Linked DNA regions of Homo sapiens: region 1 is linked to region 2. The links are chromatin loops, found by intact Hi-C in ENCODE. Cell type or tissue: K562. All regions are shown on one strand. Links, peaks and the distances in the headings refer to the core of each region. The heading gives the core; the rest is flanking DNA.

What was found. Hi-C counts contacts between places; a loop is a spot of excess contacts. Peaks named below come from ENCODE experiments on the same cell type or tissue, not always from the same donor. Only the 100,000 strongest peaks of a DNase experiment are listed, where the experiment ranks them.
Region 1: a loop joins it to region 2, with 6 times the contacts of the local background. A loop is called at or near these places in 4 of 110 quality-filtered maps.

What each region holds. Positions count from the first base shown.
Region 1 is chr15:77,707,223-77,712,525 of GRCh38, reverse strand. It overlaps a transcript of LINGO1 not described here. Among named protein-coding and RNA genes, the nearest start is that of LINGO1-AS2, 50 kb to the right of the region's middle. RefSeq lists an enhancer at 204-742. In K562, for the core only: a CTCF peak has its summit at 2,851; no DNase peak of the experiment used is centred there; H3K27me3 peaks cover 2,989 bases.
Region 2 is chr15:77,782,909-77,788,211 of GRCh38, reverse strand. LOC141374963 (a long non-coding RNA gene) reads right to left here and starts at 1,076. Exons shown (of 2, transcript NR_199613.1): 1 at 965-1,076; 2 at 1-323. It also overlaps a transcript of LINGO1 not described here. RefSeq lists enhancers at 2,794-3,295, 3,371-3,954. In K562, for the core only: CTCF peaks have their summits at 2,200 and 3,091 (motif pointing right); a DNase peak (open chromatin) is centred at 3,111; H3K27me3 peaks cover 2,473 bases.

The DNA of each region.
Region 1 (5,303 bases), core at 100-5,099, 76 kb after region 2:
AGCCTCCACGGTGGGGTCATTTCTCTAGCTGTATTTGGCCTCCCAGCTATAAGTGCCAAGATGTTGGTTGGATTCATCCAGGTTGGGGTTTTATGAAAGTACTGCTTAGGGGGAGGGGGGCAAGATATTTGAGCATCCATTATGCTGATGGACCATGGAACTCAAGCTCACCAAGGGCAGTGAGGGCGGAAGGGCAGTGATGGAAGGTGAGGTGCGAAGGTCTCGGTGCAGTGAGGATTGTAAGGAGAGGAGCTGGAGGGCCAGCTGGGAGGTTTGACCAGGAGCCATGGTGGTGACAGGGCCAGGGTGTGGCCTGGGATAGAGGCTGCAGGGAATGGCAGCTGAAGGTGACTGGAAGCAGGCAGTAGGGGCACCCCCAGCATGGGGAAGTCACCTAGAAGGATGCAAGGGTTGAGGTGCAGGGCAGGACAGACAGGAGCCCTCTGTGGGTGAGGGGAAGTGGCCAGGAAGTTCGAAGGCAGAGGGAGGCACAGCCACCTCTTAGGTCCCACAGGGACAGAACCACTGTAGATGGGAGGAATCTGGACCTGAGGTCTAGAAGAGCCCCGAGGAGCAGGGAGCACATCAGCCTGCCCTGGCCGAGCAGAAATCATCTGCAGAATGTCGCTGTGTGCCCCCCCCTCAGAGGAGAGAACAGAGGCCTAGAGAGGGTAAGCACGTTTCAGAAGGAACAAGCTCCGCTGAAGCGTTCAGAGGGTCTGCTTGAAAGTCAGTGGTGTGGTGGAGGCTGGATTCCAGAGCCGCCTGTTGCCTAGGTTTCAGTACTGCCTCCTCCAACTTTTCTGGGCCTTTCTTCATTTGTGAAATAGAGCAGAATGACAGTACATACTCCCAAGGTGGATGTGAGGATTGAGTTTTAATGCACGCATCCTGTGAATCCTCGGGCTAACCCTGTTTACAGATAGGGAACCTGAGGCTTAGAGAGAGGAATTGACTTGTCCAAGCCTCAGTGTTCCTCAGCCTCCCTGTCTTTGCCCCAGGGCTGCCATCTTTACCAACACTCATTCAGCAGCCTCATGAAGGAAGCAGGATGCAGGCCTCAGGCCTACTTGGAAGTTGGGGAAACAGGGCAGGAAGGTGTCTTCTCTCCCTGTGGCCCCCAGAGTGTCAAAGGAGGATGGAATCTTCGTTATCGGCCAGTCTTCAATGTCGGGGACACAGAGGTGACACAGGCACCATGCCTCTCTTTAAGCCACAGTCTCATAGGGGAGACAGGACAAAATAATAAGCAAATATAGTAATGTTAAACAGTGGAACATAGGGCAAGAAGCAATTGTTCAAGGAAACAGGGATTTGGGGCTGAAATTCTTGGGGAAGAAGAGAAAGATCCAGGGACTGTGGTGGCAAAGGAGGAGCAAGGGTTGAGCTGGGTTTTGAAGGGAGGTGCGAGTTTAATGAAATGGATCAGAGAGGGGACATTCTGGAGGGGAAGAAGGGAGGGCTCTGGGTGAGCAAAGGCTCAGAGAGGGGGCTGGGGAAGAAGGTGCCCCACTGGAACAGAAGAGGCAGAAAGCAAGGCCGTGCGGGCTGCCTCCTGCAGACGTCTCAATCTTCTCCCAAGAATGGTGAACCAGAGGCCCCTGAGGCCTGTGAACAGATGCCAACAGCGGGAAATTGGCCAGTGGATCCTCCATGGCCTGGCACCATCAAAGCTGCCAAGAGCAGAGAGGCCCTGCAATCTGGGGGCCTGGCGGCCCGGCACGGTTGGCCAGCTTGCTGTGTGACCTTGAGCAAGCATGCTCTGCTAAATGGGGCTACCCCAGCCGCCCCGTCCTCCCTCGCAGGTGGGCTGTGTGAGGTGTTCCAGCTCTGTGAAGTCTTCTTCAGCGAAACAAAAGCCAGCACCGCGGCAAAGTGAAGGAATGGAGGTGAAGGCTTTTAGCTCCCTGGCAGAGACGCCCAGCAGAAATCCAAGGCATGTCAGAAAACGGAGTTTCTGGAGAACCTTTGATTTAGAGAACAAGGTTTTGGCATCAAACTGCGATCAGAGAACAGAGGCAGCCTGCCACACCGTGAAACTGAGCTCTGTAAACCTCATTAATCTGATGTCTCTATGTTCAAAGCGGTTCTTAATTAGGAGCCGAGACTCTCTACCAGCTGGGTGGCCCATTGTTCCTGCTGGACAAGTCCCACCAGGTGACTTCAAAGCCCATTCCTCACGTCCCTCTGCCGCTCAGCGCCAATTAACCAGCATTTAGAGCTGGGCCGCCTGGGCTGGCAAGCTTGGCCATGCTCCTGCTTCATTTGGTGTCGGAGCTGAGGGGCCTCCATGAAGTTCTCCAGCAATGCAGGCAGACACGTGAAGGGTGGAGCTGAGTGCCGGGTGTTGGTGGGGGTGAGGGACAGCCCACGGCAGCCCCTGCCCCCCTGGGGTTCCAGAGGCCTGGAAGGAGCAGGAGAAGCCATAGGAGCTGCAGCTTCCCTCGGCCACCCTCTCTTCTCCCTTCCTCCTCCACGGGGACTCCTCTTCTCTGCTCCAACTCCCCTGTGCCCTTCTCAGACCCACCCTTTTGCCATCTCTTTCCATCCTCCTGAGGAGGGTCTGGGATGCCCAGTCAGAAGCCAAACTAGGTCTGGGGACACCGTGTGGGGTCTCACTGGGTGGTCTGATATGCACGGACTCAGTCCCTGATATGTTGGCTCCCACCTTCCCTGTGTTTACCCCTGCCCTTCACTGTACCAGGGCCTTGTACACCGTAGGTGCTCATCAAGGGACTGCCAGCTAGTGTAGCTTCTCCATAAGCCAAGTCATGTCTGAGAAGCTTGTGGCTCCATCAGGACAGGCACATCAAAGCAGTGGGCCTGCAGCGCCACTGGAAAGCTTCAGGAGAGAGTTGGGAAAGACCTTTCAGCAGTGATGCCACTTTCAGTCTGGAACAGCCGGGTGCAGGAAGGCTGGGTTTTTCTCTGCCTTCCAGGACGTTGAACCACAGTTGAATCTAGAGACAGAGAAGGCACAAAAGGAAGACCCAGGGCAGTGAGCCTGAACCAGCCCCAAACTGGCGGTCAGGATGCTGGGATTCCAGGCCTGCCGCTGTCCCTGACTGGCCACTTTGTGCTCTTGAGCAGGTTCTTGGCCTCAGTTTCCAAATCGGTGGGACGGGAATGATGACCCTGTCTGTATGGCTCCCTGCATACAGTGAGGTCAAATGGAAGACTAACTGAACCTGCCTTGGGAGCTGTCCAGAGTACTGGGGGCACTGGGGATGCTCCAGCTTTGCTCGCACACCTCTGGAGATGGGAGGCTCACCCCATTTTAAGGCCATTTTCCATGGCCAGATAGTTGCAGTTGTTAGAACAATTATTGTATTAGTTTTTTAGAGCTCCCGTAACAAATTACTATAAACCTGGTGGTTTAAAACAATAGAAATTACTCTCTCACAGCTCTGGAGACTGGAAGTCTGAGATCAAGGTGCAGGGCCGTGCTCTCTCTCAGGGCTCTAGGAGAGGATATTCCTGGCCTCTTCTGGCTCCTGGTGTTGCTGGCATTCCTTGGCTTGAAGATGCATCACTCCAGCCTCTGCCTCCATCTTCATGTGGCCTCCTCCCCTGAGTGTGTCTACGTCCAAGTTGACCTCTTTGTTGTTTTTGTTGAGACAGTCTCGCTCTGTCACCCAGGGTGGAGTGCAGTGGTACGATCTCTGCTCACTGCAACCTCCGCCTCCTGGGTTCAAGCAATTCTTCTGCCTTGAACCCAGTAATCTCCCGAGTAGCTGGGATTACAGGTGCCCACCACCACATCTGGCTAATTTTTGTATTGGAGACGGTTTCACCATGTTGGCCAGGCTGGTCTCGAACTCTTGACCTCAGGTGATCTGCCTGCCTTGGCCTCCCAAAGTCCCAAAGTGCTGGGATTACAGGCATGAGCCACCGCGCCCGGCCAAGTTGACTTCTTGTATAAGAACATCAGTCGTTGGATCAGGACCCACCCTATTCCAGTATGACCTCCTTGTAACTAATTACCTCTGCAAAGACCCTATTTCCAAATAAGGTCACATTCTGAGGTTCCAGATGGACATGAATTTGGGGGGACACTATTCAACCTAGTACCTTCGTTTTCCTTCTGGGCCCAGACTTCCACCCTGTGGCTTCACCCCTGTGGGTTTTCCCTTGCTCCTGACCAGCCCCAGCTCCATCAGTTTCCTCTGCCCCAACAGGGTTCCAGCCTCCCGATTCCCCACTCTGCTCTTCAGGGCACACTGGGCTGCTGGTGTCACAGAAACTTTTCTGGTAAAGTGTCTGTCCTCCTTCCCAGGGCTTGCCATCCACCCTCCTGCTCTTCTTGCCTTTTATATGTGGAAACTCGTCGCTTCACTCCAGGACTCAGCCTGGGTCCCAACAATTACCAGCTTCCTTGATGTCTAACACTATAAACCCATTCACCTCATTATAGGAAATTTCTTTTGAATGTCCTTTAAAAACCATCTCATTACACAGGAAGAACTGTAATTACCTTGTGCAAGACAGAAATTCTGGGCAAGCTGGTGCCTGGTGCCTGTCAAAACTGTGGGACAGGGTTCCCCGCTGGCTGGTTTGGCCATAGGAGAGAGCTCTTTCTTTCTCTCATCTCATCCTTTCCAGCCCCTTTTCTTCTGGGACCCGTGGTCACCCATGTCTCTGTTGGTGGCCCTAGAAGGTCAAGACCTCCCACAGAGAATAGAACCACCTTGGATTGGTGCCTGTGCTCCTGCCTGGCATCCTGGCAAACCCTGATGGTCAGAGCCTTCCCCAGGGGTTCTCAAGGGCTGCCCAGCCTCTTCCTGAGTCTGCCCTCCTGGAGGCTGCTGGAGCTTGCCCAGTGGTTGCAGAACGTCACAGCTGGGTGGGACTCTGGAGGCCAATAGGTTCAGCCTCCTGCCCTCAGCCACTTGTCCAGTCCTTTTGCCCAGCAGCCTCTGGGGAACCGTAGCCCTTCCTGGGACCAGGGTTTTTCCCTGACCTGTTTAGGGGATTTTCTTGATGTCTGGCTAAAATCCCTGGTGCCCCAGTTCTGACCTGATTTTAAGCTCCATCTCTTGCTGGCGGTGCCACCTTGGGCAAGCCATGTGGCCATTCTGAGCTGTTTTCTCATCTGCAGAATGGTTGGGATCATTTGTGCTTCAAGAGTCATGGTGAGTAGGGTCTGTGGCCACAGGCCTCAGGTGCCCATCATTGGGCATGTAGCAGGAAGTGAACCTACATTGCTTCTACTTTCCAGGGGAGCTTGACCGTGGAGACCCTTTTCTTTCTCCTCTCTGCCTAATGTGGGGTGGAGCAGACTTCCATTTGGACTTCTCCTCCTC
Region 2 (5,303 bases), core at 152-5,151:
ACCCGACAAACATGGTGGCCCAGGCAGGGCAGGGCGGGGCTATCATCGCCTTCATCTTTGAGCTACCTGCCGTCCTCCACTCCAGGTGTCTCGCTGTGGGTTGGGGTGGTAAGGAGGGGTATGGAGCAGGCATGCCCACGGGGAGAGGCAGGAGCCTTCTCACAGTTGGTGGGGCTCCAGGGGTCTGTGTGGCTCCGGGGTTCTATGCGGTGGCACGAGGCTGCCTCTCCTGTCTCTGCCCCTGGACAGCTCCACGTCTCGGGAGGTTGGCAGCTGTTGCCTGGTGCTTGGCTTTGTTAGCCTTTGCATTTAGTCTGCAGGTTCTGGGGAGAGGAGATGGTGAGGAAGCAAAATTAAAATTCCTCTTTGAGAAGTTAACAACTTCCCAATTAAAGGATTCTTATTTGTGAGATGCCTTAGAGGCCTTTTCAATCAAGAGGCTCTTCTGAATAATAAAAAGGCTGAGCTGGGGTTGGAGTGGAGCCTAAACTGCCAGCAAGGAGGTGGGGACGCTGAAGATGGGCACACCGGCCTCGTGTGGGATGGGGTGGCAAAGGAGTGGAACGCTTTTCCGCTCAGCGGTTGGCAGGGAGGTTGGCATGGGGAGGGCAAAGAGGAGGGGACTGTTCCCACCCCCACCCCCCACAGCCCTGAAGCCCCCTCCAGTCCCCAGCCTGAGCCGCATGCGTGGGAACCCTCCACCGGGACCCCTGTGTCCTTCTGGCCCACACCCTGTGCTTAGCCTCTGCACACTTCCCGGAGGCTCCCTGCAGCTGTGTTTCTTGTCCTGCTTGGCTCTCGGTTTTATCAGTGCCTGACCACTTCCTAACACTCAGCTATCCTGGGAGCACCCTGCCAGGCTCCTCTGGCTCTTCGCCTCAAGCCAGGGTAGAGGAGGGGGCAGGTGGGAGAGGCGAATTGGGATTTGCTAAGGATGGTATGCGGCAGTGGACGCAGGCCCGACCGTGCGCTCTGGATGGGGGCGGCGTCCTTTTGGCTTCTGAGATCCCAGCTCCCTGGTGCCCATGCCACACCTGCTATGCTGTGCTCTCACAGGGGTGGTTTTGTTGCTGTTTGTTGGGTGTGTCTACCTGCCTTTCAGCCAGGCACCCCCACCCAGTGTGATCCAGCTGGTTTCCTGGGAGACTCTTGGGTCTGTCCCAGTTGGAGCTGAGTGTCTGCGGGTGTCCCACGAGAGGCTCAGCCTCAGGTCCTGCGGGGCTGACCAGTGTGCAGAGTGCCCTGAAAGTGCCAGGCCTGGCTGGGTGCTTCCCATCTTCACAGCAGCTGAGAGGCAGCTACCACCACCCTTCTTATAGAAGAGGAAGCAGAGGCTTTGTGAAGTGAGGTGACCCTTTATGCAGAGAGGGGTTCTTGCTGAAAGGACTTGTCATCCTCTGTCCTCCAGGGCCCTCCAGGTCACTAAGCAAAGAAGAACTGGAGACATTGGCCAAGCCCCTCCCCTCAGTGGCCAGCCCAGGCTTTGACTCTGCCCCAGTACAGGCTGCCCCAGTAGTTGCCAAGGTCATTCGAGGAGATGGTGCCACGGGTGGCTCCTCTGTCCAGGCGGCATGGAGGGCGGCGGGAGTGTTTGTAGCCCATACCTGCCATCCCCTCCCTCCTCTGCATGGCCTACTTTCCAGGCGCCATTGCAGCCGAGGCCGTCTGTGTAAATATCCAGAACTGTAGGAGCCCGGCCCCTCTGAAAGGTCAAATAGCCACGCAGGCACTCCCCAGAGGCCTGGGGTTGGGGACCATCCAGCAGTCTGGGCCACCAGGGAGGGGAGAATGGGTCCTGCAGATCCCAGGGGTGGTGGGCGGGATGAGGTGAGGTGTCCTGATTGGCTGCCCTGACCAAGTGGGAGCTGAAATAATTTGGATTCAAGTCCCAGCCCTGCCACTTACTGGGTGGCCTTGAGCAAGTGACTCAGGCTCTCTGGACCTCTTTTTCCTCCCAAGTGGCATACTAACCTCCCTGAGGGGTGGTGAGGATCAGTTGGGATGGCACAGGTGAACCTGCTGGGCCCAGGGCTGGTGGGTCTTGCATGTGGAACCTGGATTTGTGGGCTGTGTCTTAACGGCACTGTTTGGTGGTGCTGGTTCCTGTCTCAGCCCTGCTTGCTTCTTGCAAGTGATTCATTTCTCCTAGTCTCAGTTTCTCCCATATGCACAATGGACATAATGATACCTACCTCACGGAGGCGTTGTACTCCCTCAGTGGGAGTTCTCTGTGCCCTTCCCCCGCCTCACTGAATGAGCCTGTCCTCCCTAGGTACACAGTGGGATTTGCCTGGGGTTGGCCGCCACATCATGAGTAGGTGACATGGTCCTTGCCTCTGGATAGCAACATGAAGTTAGAGGGATCAAGGAGAAATGCTGTGAGCCTCAGGAAAGGGAAGGAGATAAAAGCTGGGGAAGTCAGGGAGGGCTTCCTGGAGGTGTCTGGTCCTTAGAGCTCGGGAGGATTTGGGGAAGCTGGGGGTGGGAGAGAGTGACAGAGAGCACGTGTGGTTGGGAATAGTGTGAACAAAGATCAGGCAGGAGGAGCAAGCCCAGGACAGGGCATGAGCTGTCTGAGAGCTGCTGGGGGCTGGGGGTCAGAGCCCTGAGAGGTCCCAGCCCTGGAGCCCTGGTCGGGGTAGAGGACCAGGAGTTGGGGGTGGGACCACTGTCTCCTGACTAAGGGCAGGGGGACAGCAAACATGCAGCCACGGTCCTGGGACACAGCCTTACCTGGGGGTTGCAGGGAGGGGCAGGATTTAGCATAGGGTCTGTGGACAGGACTGCCCACGCTCCAGGGCCTCAGTTGGGAAGTGCAAGGGCCTGTGTAAGGCCTGGGAAGAGGCTGGTGGCTGCTGCCCAAACTGGCAGGACCCCACCTGTGGAGATCAGCCTGCGGGCCGCCTTCAGCCAAAATGTGTGAACTAGGGGCTCTGGCTGCTTGAGGGCCAAGAGAGGGAGATGTGGGAGGGGTCTGCAGTGGGCTGAGAGGGCTGGGAGGCTCACCCTTGGTGGAGCACCCACTGTGTGCCAGGCCCTGAGTCAGACTCACTCCCAACTTGGGTTTGTGTAATTTGCATGACAGCCTGGAGAGGGCGCCGGCTCTTAGACTCATTCTAAGGAGCTGGAAACTGGGAGAGGCAAATGACTGGCCTGCCCTGGCCGTGTTTCAAATCGAACTCCACACATCATGCTTTTTCAGTGGCCCCATGCTACTCCCCAGGGCTGTGGATTTTAGAGGTGATGACCCCGGACTTCCCTGGGCAGGCTTGGAAGAGCTATACCCAAGTATGCAGTCTTCCTTGGCTTTGCCTCTCTTAGGGAGGCTCAGAGAGGTCAAGGGAGTGATCCAATGCCACACAGCGCTGGGGTCTGCAGTACCTGGCTCCCTGGAGGGCATGTGCCATGATCCCTTCTCCCTGGGGTCTGGTGGCCCCAGCCAAGCCCTACCAGGTCTAAGAACCCAGGGGACCTTCCCAGGTGTAAGACTACTCATGCCTCTGAGCCACCGAGAGAGGCTTTAAAATCTCAGCTCCAAATTAAAACCTATGAGCTCCTCAAAACAATGAAAAATTTCCCTAATAAAAGGAGAGGCACACTCAGGCATGTCCTAAATGAATGGAGTGACTTCAGGGATTAATTCAGGATGTATGGGAGGGCACCCAGCCGGGAAAAGTGCGCAGTGGATATTGTAACAAATTGTTTGCTCACAGGAGGAATAATTCTTAATGTGCACTGGCTGCAAAGGGAAGCTACCTTTGCTGCCTGCAGCACGATCCCTCATCAGCCGCTTGCTGGGCAGGGTCTCTGCTAGGGCAGCCTTACCTGTAAGCCTCTTGGCCTTCAGTGACAACCTTCCAACCTCACAAGCTGGCCTGAGTGGGACTGAGTGGGCCCTGCGTGTGTCCTTAGAGCCCCATGGCCTTCTGAGTTCTGCTCTCTCCTGCTGGCTCTGTGCCTTTGGCTAGGGTGGGGAAGGTGCTGGCTGGAGGCCAATTCTTCCTCTTCTGCTATGCGAACCAACTCTTCCTTTTGGGACCTCCCGGAGACCCCGGCCTGCCAGTCCCCCCACCTCAGACCACCCAAAGGAGGGTCCTGACAGATTGTCTCTCAGCATGCCTCAGTTTACCTGTCCCAGGCTTGGGCAGCTGCCTCCTCCCCAGCTCCCTTGCCTCGGGGATGAGTGGGGTGGGCGCAGCACCGTCCTCCCTGGCCAGCCCTCCCAGCTTCCTAATGTCTCTGTGCCAAACCTGGAGGAAAGGCGAGGCAAAGTCAGTCTGCACCCAGGAACATAAATGAACACCACTGAGGTGCAAACGGAGAAAGGCTTCCTGTATCCCACCTCCCACTCCCGGCTGGAGTGGGTCCAGCACCGAGGAAAAAAAGCACTGGCTCCTGAGTCAGGCGAGCCTGGATTTGGGTCTAGCTTCCCTGCTTTCTGACTCTGGGACTCCAGGCAACTCCCACAATCTCTCCAGCTTCTTCCTCTATAAGACATGGGATTCGTTTTAGCAGCAGCAGCAGCATCTCACGGTTTTGAGATACAGTCTCATCTATCCACACAGCCGTCCTAGAGGTTGGGACCTGGGATTATCCCCATTAAATGGACGAAGAAACCGGGCTCAGAGGGGTGAAGCCTGGTTCTCTCTGCTTCCTTGTAGCTGCTTCATGAAGTTGTTTAGAGAAAAGGGCCCTGATTATAGATTCTGTTCCATGAATGTCAGCCCCACCTGCTCCCTTTCCTGAGCAGAAGAGGTGCTGAGGCCCTACCAAGGTAGGGGCAGGAGACTTTGGGAGCAGGGACCCTGATCCTTCTCACCTCTCCCGTCTGGCTTGGAGCCAGCCTGCCCTTTCATTCACACCTTCATTCACCCGCTCATCACTTGATGAAACACCTATGAAGCACTGTATCCCCAGCAGCTAGAACGTTATGCACACTGCTCCTCCCCTCAGGTAGCTTCCCATCTTGAGGGAGTGACAGCATGGCAAACAGGTAATTTGGGTAACCTCAGACTGTGCTGAGCTCGGGAGGGAAACGACAGGGCCGTGGAATAGGGAGTGGCTGGGGCTGAATGAGCAGCTCCGATGGGCATCCAGGCGATGGGCATCCAGGCAGGCCTCTCTGAAGAGGTGACTTTGAGGCTGAAGGGGCTGAATGTCAAGGCAAAGGCTGGGAGGTGGGAAGTAGCTGGCTGTGTCTGGAGACCAGGAGGAAGACAGTGTGGCTGGTGGGTGGGGAGTGAGGGAGAGAGCGGGGACAGGGGTGGGAAACAGCCTTAGCCGCCCTGCTGAGGAGCAGGGGG